Linked DNA regions of Homo sapiens: region 2 is linked to region 1. A link is an interaction called in ENCODE POLR2A ChIA-PET data of the cell type or tissue named here. Cell type or tissue: MCF 10A. All regions are shown on one strand. Each heading gives the region's core, and the rest is flanking DNA. Links, peaks and the distances in the headings are about the cores only.

Region 1 (5,384 bases), core at 137-5,136:
AATCTACTCTGACCACCTCAAAGATTTTAGCTTCATCTCTCAAAGGTCCACAGGAAAGAGCCTATGATCCAGGAAGAATACAAACTTATTTGTTCTCTATTTTCTATTCCATTAATATATAAAAAGAAAACTTTTAACAAAGGCTTGCTTGTTACACAAGGACTCTTGTCTGAAACCAAAATCATGTAGAATTTTATTCCTGAGCCTTAAAAAATACACGGAAAAATACTTATGTAGTTAACTGTGCAAAAGAAAAAAATTAGAAGCCAAAACATTCTTCTGTAATGTTATAACACAATTTTGTTTTCTTCTTTATTCATTATTCTTAGTTGTTAGGTTTTCAAAAATGACCAGGTATTATTTTTATTCAAAAAACAACTTTCATTTTTTAAAATGTTACATGCTGCTAGAGCGCAATGAGGTGACCTACTGAAAGTGTTTTCTATGAGCATCTGCTAGAATCACAGGTGAGCATTTGACAAAATTCATCGATGTTGTAAAGGGTAATCCGTTTTTCAAAATCAGAGATTCCTGAGTATTGCTTATAAATGAAAACGGAAAATCAGGAATAAATTCTACTGAAGAATTCTCTCCTGTGTTTAGGAAAGAACAACAACAATAAAAAGCTTACAAAGTTGCCCAGATTCTGTCATCTAAACTCCTTCAAAAAATATCCTGATTTTTTCTAGAAGTTGTGCAAACCGCACTTAAATTCCAACAACACTGTGTTAATTTTGCTCAAACGCAAGCTGAAAACATATTTTAACATCCTGTCAGAATGAGATACTAAGAGTGTCGATAAAATGACACTAAAATAAATGTAAATTTGGATTGCTGTTACAAGTGGCTGCTTGGCTCTGCTAAGACGTTAGGTTGCTATAGTACTTTCCATAGCAACTTTGCATCTTATTACATAAATATTCCCTCAGTGTCCTTCAAGCCTGCTACAGAAACAGGATTAAATCCACTCTCCTATGTAATGATCCTGCATCAAACCTTACCGGAATGAAATGCCCAGAACACATAATAAACTGTAATGTAGATAATGGTGTTCCTGGCAGTCAATAAGCATCAGGGCACTTTGGGCTGCACACAGGCGGCGGTGCAGTGACCCTGTACTACTCCCTGGTCATGCGTCTTAACCTTTCCCAGGTCAAGGCGTCAGTGGCTCTCCCTTTGTGAAGATTGGTTGCTCATGTCCTCATTCTCCTCCTCTCCCTGCCAACTGCCCATCAGCTCAAGCCCTCCACCAGGCTCAAGGGACTCATAGCACTAAGCAAGAAGCCAGGGCCTGACAGGAGCTGGGAACATGCTGGGCTGTCATGCAGGAAACTTTGTGGAGACCCCACCCAGGTCTAAGCTAGGATCAAACAGGTATGGATTGTTTAAGAACTTCAGCTAGGCCTCAGCTGAATTTCACCGAGGTGTGGCACAGTTGAGTAGTTAAGAGTATTAGGGAAAGTCCTTGGTCCTGTAGACACCAATGTCAGCAACACAGATTAATCTTACATAAAATACCAGATTATGGAAAGTTTGTGCACATATGAGAGAGATGTCAAGAATCATGGCATTGATAGGTGCTACATAAAAATAGGATTATAAAGGGGCTAAGCTTAAAGACAGTTTAGGCTCCAAGTGTGAATTTACAAAACAAACACAGTCTGGTTGGGCAGAAGGAGTGCTTCCATTGAAATGGAATCTTCTGCTACAGGATCAATTTAAATAGCATCTGTTTTCCTGCATTTAAAAGGTGAAGCAATTTACAAAAAAAAAAAAAATTCTACACTTTTCAGAAGCATATCCATTACGGAAAGGGAATTGTAACTGCACATGAAATTAGGGAACTTAAAAATCCACCCAAAATAAATATTTATTTGAATTCCTTGGGCAAGATTAGCAAGATTAAAAGAAAAAAAAAAAAAGGAAAGAAACAGGAAAGCCTTGGCTCCTTTGCAAATGAAACTCTGTTTAGAGTTTAGGAAGAAAGCAGGCTACTCAGCCCACCTTGCAAGATTTCTTTTATCATCTTTAAGCCACATTAGTTCTGATTCATCACATTTCCTTGTTTGGCCCCCTTGGGTTCCCAGAAGAGAAAATGCTTGTCTTTAATTCAGTGGTCAGTGATGGACACACCCCACTGGTCTATTTCTCTTTCAGGAGATGGTGCCCTCGGCTGTCATTACATGTGAAAACAGCTTATCCTTCTATGCTTCCACTCAACACAGACACCCCTGCCCTTGGGGTCTGCTGGCGCCCGGAGCTCAGATCCTGGCATGTGGCCTCAGACTGAGCCATCTCACTTTCAGTGTCTGAATTCTCTTGTCCCTCTGCCAAGTTCTGAGCCAATCTCGGGTGAGCCTGCTTTCAGTTACATTCAGTGCTTCCTAAAAGGAAGTTTCTACCAGTGTGAATGACAGAGCCCCTTGCAGTTGGCCCCTTCAGTCAGCTGCTGCACCCTGGTCTGGTATTTAGTAACCCTCTCCTTCTTCTGTGCCTGGCTGGTGATGGGGTAACAGTGAGCCTCTTCTTAAGCTTGTGCCTGATTATAATCTTCCTGATGGGCATTTTTAAGGATCTTTCAGAAGTACTACCACCCAGAAAATACTTAATCAGAAAAAATAGGTTGTCCTGCTATTCAAAGAAATCAATGGGATGGTCAGAGAGCCCTATTATTATTATTTTTATTACTTATTTTTTTTTTAACATAAATCTTCCAGCTACATATATAACTATTCAGATAGGCTGATACTGCTAGTTCCAACCAAACCTAATTATGAGTTCCTAATTTGATTTAGTGGCTGAAAGATTTGGAAAGTCCTTGTTTGAATTCTTAGTGAAATTAAAAAAAAAAAATTCCGGGCCAGGCGTGGTGGCTCATGCCTGTAATCCCAACACTTTGGGAGGCCGAGGTGAGCGGCTCACTAAGTCAGGAGATCGAGACCATCCTGGCTAACACGGTGAAACCCCGTCTCTACTAAAAATACAAAAAATTAGCCAGGCGTGGTGGCGGGTGCCTGTAGTCCTAGCTACTCGGGAGGCTGAGGCAGGAGAATGGCGTGAACCCGGGAGGCAGAGCTCGCAGTGAGCCAAGATCATGCCACTGCACTCCAGCCTGGGTGACAGAGCAAGACTCCGTCTCAAAAAAAAAAAAAATTCCTTTGTACCTATGTTATGGTGAATTTTCATGAAAAATTGACAGCTCAGAAAAACACTCTTCATAATTTAGAGTGTCTGCTCCTATAAGGAGCTCAGAGTTTAAATGAAATGCAGTTAAAATCCAAAAACATTTGTTTGTGTATTATGGAAAGGCATAATGATTGTCTACTGAGCAAGGGACTTTTTAGTTTTACTCTTCTAACATTTGTGTTCAAAGTACACTCATCAAATATTGGGTGAGGTACATACACTATGTAGTGATGTTCATTTTGGTTTATAATAAATTTAATTTACCAGCTTTAGGACATCCCTAATATTTTTAACTGAAAACACTTTTTTCAAATGAGTCTTACACCCTAGAGAACTGGGTACCCTGTATCTAACTAACTCTGTGTGCCCTGGGTCCACAGCACCTTGGACATACAAAATGTAGATAATCAAAACAGTGCTGGGTTAAAGCTCTCTGGGCCATGGCCTGTTCGCCATGTGACACTGAATTTTGTACGTATAAAGTTCTGAACATTTTGTTTGAACATGCCTCTTTAATACTTGCCATTTCAATTTAATTAGAGCAAATGTTCTCAGGGTTATCATCCTCCTATCAACTTCTGGGACAAAGGCATCGAAAACATTAAGATCAGAAGAAGGGGAATATGAATTGAAGTCCACAGACTTTTATTGATTACGTACTTGGGGAAAGGCCCAGGGCCACGTGTTGGAGGATGACTAAGATAACAAGCAGAGTTAACATTTATTGAGTACTTACTAGATGCTCAACACTGTAAGTAAAGTCAGAAGTGCCTTGCATGCATTGACTTATTAACTCTCACAATACTAAAACGTATCGGGTTTTGCCATCTGAGGCCTTACAATCTAGGACAGCCTTCCTCTTTCCTTTCTCCTTTTTATTTCTTGCGAACGCTATCCCGCCCCACAGAGTCAACCTGGAGGGAGAGAGGGAGGAAGGGAGTGGAAAAGGGTAAGGGAGAAGGAGAGAGGGAGAGAGAGGGAGGGAGGAAGAGAGAGAGAAAGAGAAAAAGGAAGAACAGATCTGGATTTTAAAGTCTGGCTTCATTTCAGTAGGAGGCAGACTAAACAACAATAAATTTGAATTTTTATCAAAAATTATCTTCACAGGCTTCAGAGCAGGATGCCGATCTTCTAGAATGAATGCTTCAATAAATCTGTCATTATTTTTGAATTTATTAACAAAATTGATTTTCATTTTTATCAGCATCTTAGTTTTGCTCCAGTGAACTCCTTTTCCCCTTTAAGATTCAACTGATCAAGAAGAGTGAACACCCCACCCAGAATTCTATTGTAGATACTGCAGAATTATAGCCAAAGACATATTGCAAATTATTATATATGGTAAAAAGAAAAGTACAATGAAATATTCTTCATAACCAAAAAGCAGAGATATATTGAAACATTTTGATTATTTTTTAAAAAGTAAACCCAAGGTATCATATAAGTCCTTACACAATAAATTGTGCCTTTCCTAAAAACCAAACAAGTCAATTATTTCCATCTCTTCCCTGCCCCCCAAAATAAAACCCATTACAGGGTACTTTTTGTCTTAGTATGGAGATGACAAGCAAAGCTGGCCCTGGGGGACCACAGACAGAGCGCCCTGCAGTGGGTGCAGCCTCAGCACCTCCTCCCGGCACAGGCAGGTGACAACTGAAGGATATTCTCTTCTGGAATTTCCAAGAATTCCTGGGTCAGCTACTACCCAGGAGGTCTGAAGCAAAATCCCACTGTTTAAGCAGAGAGGAAATTGGCAGGGGATTCCTTACAGCATGGAGAATTTCACTTCCATTACAGCACTGGCAATTCCCCTGTTAGTGAATTAGAGTGCTACATTTTGAGAGGACTGCTCCTATGTAGGTGACTGGCAGATGCAAATGTGTACCTAAAAACAAGGGATGTGTCACCCAAGAAGATACCGCTGGAAGGTGTTTCCCTCGGGCTATGGCCTCCATCCTCCTGCTTCAAGCAACAGTTAGCAGGGATTTGTCTGAGGTTTGAACAAAAGACCAGATGGGAATTCTTGCTGTCAGGCTGTGTCCCCAAATATGCAGGGCTGAAAGAAAAACAACTGCCTGCCTTTGGGCCAGATCTTCAGGGCCCCGTGGAATAAAAAAGGTTAGTTGCCTTCCTTTCCCTTTAATCAGTCCTGTGCTTTCTTCAGAAACCACATGCCACATTCTCTGGTCCATCTCGTT
Region 2 (5,384 bases), core at 149-5,148, 85 kb before region 1:
AAGAATGAAAGATGAGTAAACAGTTTTTCACTTGAGCAACTGGGTGGGACTATTTTCTCAGATGAGAATATTGGGGAAGGAGCACATTAGGGCAGGAAAAAGGGGAATCGGGAGTTCTGTTTTGTCCTCATTAAATTTGAGATGTGCATTAGCATCTAAGTGAAGAATATTAAATGGCAGCTGGAGATGGTATACATTTGCAATGGCAACAAAAAGGGATTTGAAGCCAAAGTATTCATTGAGATTACCTAGGTAGAGAAGAGGCCTCAAGACTGAAGGCTGGAGAAGCCCAAAATTTAGAGGTAAGCTGAGGAAAACTCATCAGAGGACTCTGAGAGGGTTTAATCAATAAGAAAGTGTGGCATCATGATGGCGGAGAGAAGTATTTCCAGATGTGAGTAGTCAACCACGTAAAGTAGCTGCCAGGTAGAGGGAGTTGAGAAATTGGTGACATAAAATTCTCTGGTGATGTGGAAAAGAATGGTTTTGGTGTGAGGATGCAAGTCAGACTGGAGGAGGCTGGAGAGAGAGGGGAGGAGGGAATGGTGACTGTGAGCATAGTGCGTTGGAGGAATCCTGCTTTGGACAGGGGCAGGAAATGGACTGTTGCTGGAAAGGGGTCATGGTGTCAAGACAGATTTTCCTTCTCGTTTGTTGCAAAGGTACAAGATAGTAGAGTTCATGTTTATATATTGATGCACATGATGCTCCACTTACATACAAGATCACTAAGGGGTAATGCAGCTTTCATAATAGTCCTCATACATTACAGAGAATTGAGTTGAAAAGGACCATCTAATCAAACTTCCTAATTTTATGCAGTATGAGGGCTTACACACTTACCACAGTGGTTTGGATAAGTGATTTGCCTTAGATTACCCGGTGGATGAAATGCCTCAATCCACAAATATTTAGGACCACTCCCCCTCCCCCACCGCTCAGGGCTGCTTAGAGATCATTAGGTATTATGGTTTCTCCTTTGCATCCTTATACAAAAGATGGGAGTGGGATGGGTTAGCCCTGTTATAGTTTAATTATATTGGTTACCCGATGAGAATAAACTATCACTTTGTGCATTCAGTTTGGTCAGCACATTATTCTCTTTGAGTGGAATGAGAAATGGAATATTGCCAGAATATACTCCCCACTACCCCCAGGCTGCTTGGAGTTTTCATTCCAAACTCTCTGTGTCAGGTTCTAAAGTTCTGGCTGAGATTTGCTTTCTCTACACCTACACTGGTTGATAGTCTCCTAGGAAGCTTCAAAAGACCCTGGGGCCCATCAGCTCACTGGGATAGAGGAGCACCTTGGGGCTTTCCAGAGACCTTGGCTCTGCAGATGAACAGCTGTGTCTCTAGACACAGTCACATCTTGCTGGGAATTACCAGAGGCCTGACCATAAACCAGCCTGAAATAGTCTTGTTTCATGTTGACACCCATATAAATGGTCCACGGATGTTGGAGAATCAGCAGGAAAAAAAGCCATGCAAAATCTGGGTCTCCTAGTAAGCCCTGAGGGGACAGTTGTCTGTGGGCAGCTGCAGAGTGATGAAGCGTATATGGGAAGTGGAGAGAAACTGTAGGAAACCGATCAAACACTTGTGGTTTGGGCTGATGCTTCTCAGTGCCTTGGGATTCCAAAAAGCTTTAATTTTCCAAAAAAGTTTATTCCGCTTACTTGGTGAGTACAAAACCTAATCTTGTATGGTTGGTTAGTTAGTTTTGTGTTGTAATATTTGTCTGTCTTATTTTTTCGATTAAACCCCTCAGACTGTATTTGAACCTCTTAGTAGTAAATTGTTCCTGGTACCTGAAATGCCCTTAACAACTTCTTTATCCATCCAGTGAAAACCTCTTCATCCTTTAGGACTAGCTCAGCTGTCCTTTCTTCTGACAAGGCATCTGTAGCATAAGTAGCTCCTTCTCTGTGTCTCTGATTTTACTACGAACCACAGTTCATTGTAATTAACTGCATTCTTTCTCATTATCTATGAACTTCTTGAGGGGAGATCATCTTTCCACCATCAGTTAATGCATGGGATAGCATAAATCAGGCCAGCGTTTCTCAAAACATAGTACCAGATATGCCTGCTTTAGCATCCTCTCAGATATTAGTATTGCAATGAACAGGATCACTTTCTTTTTTTTCTTTTTTGACAGGGTCTCACTCTATCACCCAGGCAGTTGTGCAGTGGTGCTGCTCACAGCTCACTGCAGCCTGATGCTCGTGGGCTCAAGAGATCCTTCCACCTCAGCCCCCCAAGTAGTTGGGACTACAGGTGCATGCCACCATGCCCAGCTAACTTTTTTTTTTTTTTTTTTTTGTAGAGATGGGAGTCTCACTATATTGCCTAGGCTGGTCTTGAACTCCTGAGCTCAAGTGATCCTCCTGCCTTGGCCTCCCAAGGTGCTAGGATTATAGGCGTGAGCCACCACACCTGTGTGTGGGGCTAAAGATTCTGCCTTATAAATAGGCTGCCTAGATAATTCTTTTCCACAATGAAGACGGATTATTCTTATCGTAGGCTCTTGATAAATGTTTGTTGATTTATTGATATGGACATTTGTGCCTTGGAAACAAGATTTAGGTCAATGACTCATTCTTTATGGTCAGTAGTTTTCAGAGAGGAACATACTCCCAAGATTACTTTTCTCAGGTACAGCCTAAATATAGCCTCAACTTTATTCACTGAAATCACCAAAAATTATTGCTTAACCTTCTTTAAAAATATTTTTCCATATTCTACTCAGCTGTTTCTTTATACCCACATTAGGAGGAGCCTTCTGCTTCTGGTATAGTCTGGTTTTGTGCACGTGTGAGATGGTGACTGTGATGGAAATGATGTGTATGTCCTGATCTGCAGAGGACTCAGGATATGTAAGAAAGTTTGCCCAATCATTGTCAACCTGAGGACAGTTCTCAGGGGACCAGGGAGGTTTTAGAGAAAAGCTGCTTTGTTACAGTTAAAAGTTGTGGAGAAGTTTTTGACTACATCTGGATAGTATTTACAATGACTAGCATCAACAGGGCGTCAATCAGAGCTGCTGGGATTGAAATCTATTGTGTTGGAATTATTATAAAAAGCAAGAGAATATAGAGTGATACGGACCCAGAGAGTTATACTCTCAGCTCTCTGCAGAACTATTAGCTTGTCAATAAAAAAAATTTGATCCATTTTTCCTTTATAACAATATCCAGCCAAACACAGCTCCCAAACTTTGGCCCCAAATCAAAAGTAATGACTCATTCTATCCCAAACAACTTCAGTGTATGCCAATCCAACATGCAGGCCATATGTGAAATAAACTAGTTCTGGCATAGACATTGAGCAATGTCAAGCTGACCTTATGTGTGGTTACTATAGCATTATGAAACAAAATGCTACCCTGCAATGCCCCCATAAAAACAGAATTCTCTAAGGTCCAATTATATGTCAACCTGTCTCCACAAAAATTGATTACAAAATGAATAACCCAGAAATCACAAAAATAAAGTATTTTCCAGGGGCCTGTCTTCTTTAGTTGAATTGGAAGACCCATTAATTGTCAAGAAGAAAGTCCATCAGAATGGTCGAACTCTAATAATACTCAGGATCCAGATCTGCAAAATTCCAAATTATGTCAATGAAATCCCACGGATCCTCTCTAATAAATATCAACTTTATGCCTTGAAATAAAGACTCTAGTTTTATACAATAGTCATAAGAATGTCTGGGCAGAATACACCCTTTTGCCCAGATAAATCAGTGTCACAAATAATTATATGTAACTAGAATTGCTCATTGTTTAGGAAGTTCTAGCCTCAGTTTTATTCTTTCTGTAGATGGAATCCATTTGAAGAGCTTTTTTCTCACTCCCTTTCTCTTCCAGGGAATGCTTTCTGCCAGTGTGCGTTTCTTATATAACATTTATGTGCCCCAAGAGGGCACTGATCATCTGACTATATTGGCATACAGCATACACTATAAGCATGCAGATATGATGAAGATTTTGCCAATTAATGTTTCCAAGTTGTGGGAGATTTTCTGCTGTGTCCTTGGCCTTCTAGGCTGGCCTAGAGCATGACTTTTGTGTCCTCTCTACTGACTTAATTATTCCAAGGGAAGATTTCAGGGGGAATTGCAAAGAGTATTTATGACTGCTCCAGATGTACCAGAAGGCCAGAGGGCTCCTAGAATCATTCAGTGCATGAGAATTCTTCAGAAAAGTGTAGCCCCAGCACCAGGAAATCCTTTTTCTCTATTCTGATCCAGAGCAGTTTTGTCCCTACCACAGTCTGTATCTAGATTCCAGAAGCTTCAGGGGAGCTCTTTATGGACGCAAGATTCAGGTATCTACAAAGTATGAATGACCAAACTCAATGAGTAGATAGGATCATTTAGTGGCAGGCAGAAACTGCAGCTTTTGGCAGGATCCATTTTGCTGGTCTTGGAAACTCTTTCCCATTGTGGCATTCTTTTGGAGGATTATCCTCTTTTGGAGGATTATACAAAAGAGTAGAAGTATATAGATGTTTTGGAAGTGGGTTTGGCAAGGAAATCACATCTGTTGCCAAACTGTCATTAAGAATAATAAAATAAAATATTGAGAAAGGTAGCAAGGTAATGGATAACTGAAGGGAAAGTTAAACTCCTAAGTTTATTTTAATCACTTAAGTCTCTGGCCTCCCTTCTACCTAAATGTTCTCATATATTGATTCAAAATAAGTGTCACCCCCTGTTTCTCTTTTGCTCTACTCCTAACTTCAAATGCTAATATTAGTAAACTAGTTCAAAAGACCAACAGTGAGGGGAAAAGTCTTGGAAAATTTAGAATTGGTTGTATATGCTTTTTATTGGAGATCCTGACTAATATTTTTCTTTCTAACACACTTGATTTAACTAATTTTATATAGTTTTTTGTGATACCAAAGACATCAGCAGGCATAGCATGTTATAAATGTAATCTTCCTACCTACTCCCATTAATGTACTGCATATAAAGCACATCATTTAAAAATATTTGAAGTAGCCAACTGAAAAAAGTACATGTATGTGTATACATATATAAATAAAACCTAATAACTACTTAGAAAACATTTTAAATGAACTGTGTTCTCCAATTAAAACATAAAAGAAGCAGCTATCTCTAGTGAAAGGAAGGAAATAAAAAAATAGAGACTGGTTCCCATTTTTTTAACCTTCAAGTGGACAGAATTCTTCCTACTTAAAGAGGGAAAAGTTTACTGCAGATCATTAATTGCTTTGTTCATACCCTAAAAGCATTATAGGGAAAAATCACACCTTGGTCACACTGAGTGACAGAGAAACAGTTGTCAGACTTGGACATGTTTTCCAATAGAAGAAAAATCCAGTTACCAACTACATATGGGTTCGTTTTGGGTTC

The links. ChIA-PET counts read pairs that join two places held together with the same protein. Peaks named below come from ENCODE experiments on the same cell type or tissue, not always from the same donor. Only the 100,000 strongest peaks of a DNase experiment are listed, where the experiment ranks them.
Region 2: POLR2A ChIA-PET joins it to region 1 with 6 read pairs; 1 of 35 experiments calls an interaction of 5 or more read pairs at or near these places.

The regions. Positions count from the first base shown.
Region 1 is chr13:43,314,866-43,320,249 of GRCh38, forward strand. All of the region lies in intron 11 of ENOX1 (ecto-NOX disulfide-thiol exchanger 1), which reads right to left. Among named protein-coding and RNA genes, the nearest start is that of ENOX1-AS2, 130 kb to the right of the region's middle. RefSeq lists an enhancer at 2,239-2,318. In MCF 10A, for the core only: no CTCF peak of the experiment used is centred there; a DNase peak (open chromatin) is centred at 2,336.
Region 2 is chr13:43,229,790-43,235,173 of GRCh38, forward strand. All of the region lies in intron 15 of ENOX1 (ecto-NOX disulfide-thiol exchanger 1), which reads right to left. Among named protein-coding and RNA genes, the nearest start is that of LINC00400, 120 kb to the left of the region's middle. In MCF 10A, for the core only: no CTCF peak of the experiment used is centred there; a DNase peak (open chromatin) is centred at 3,272.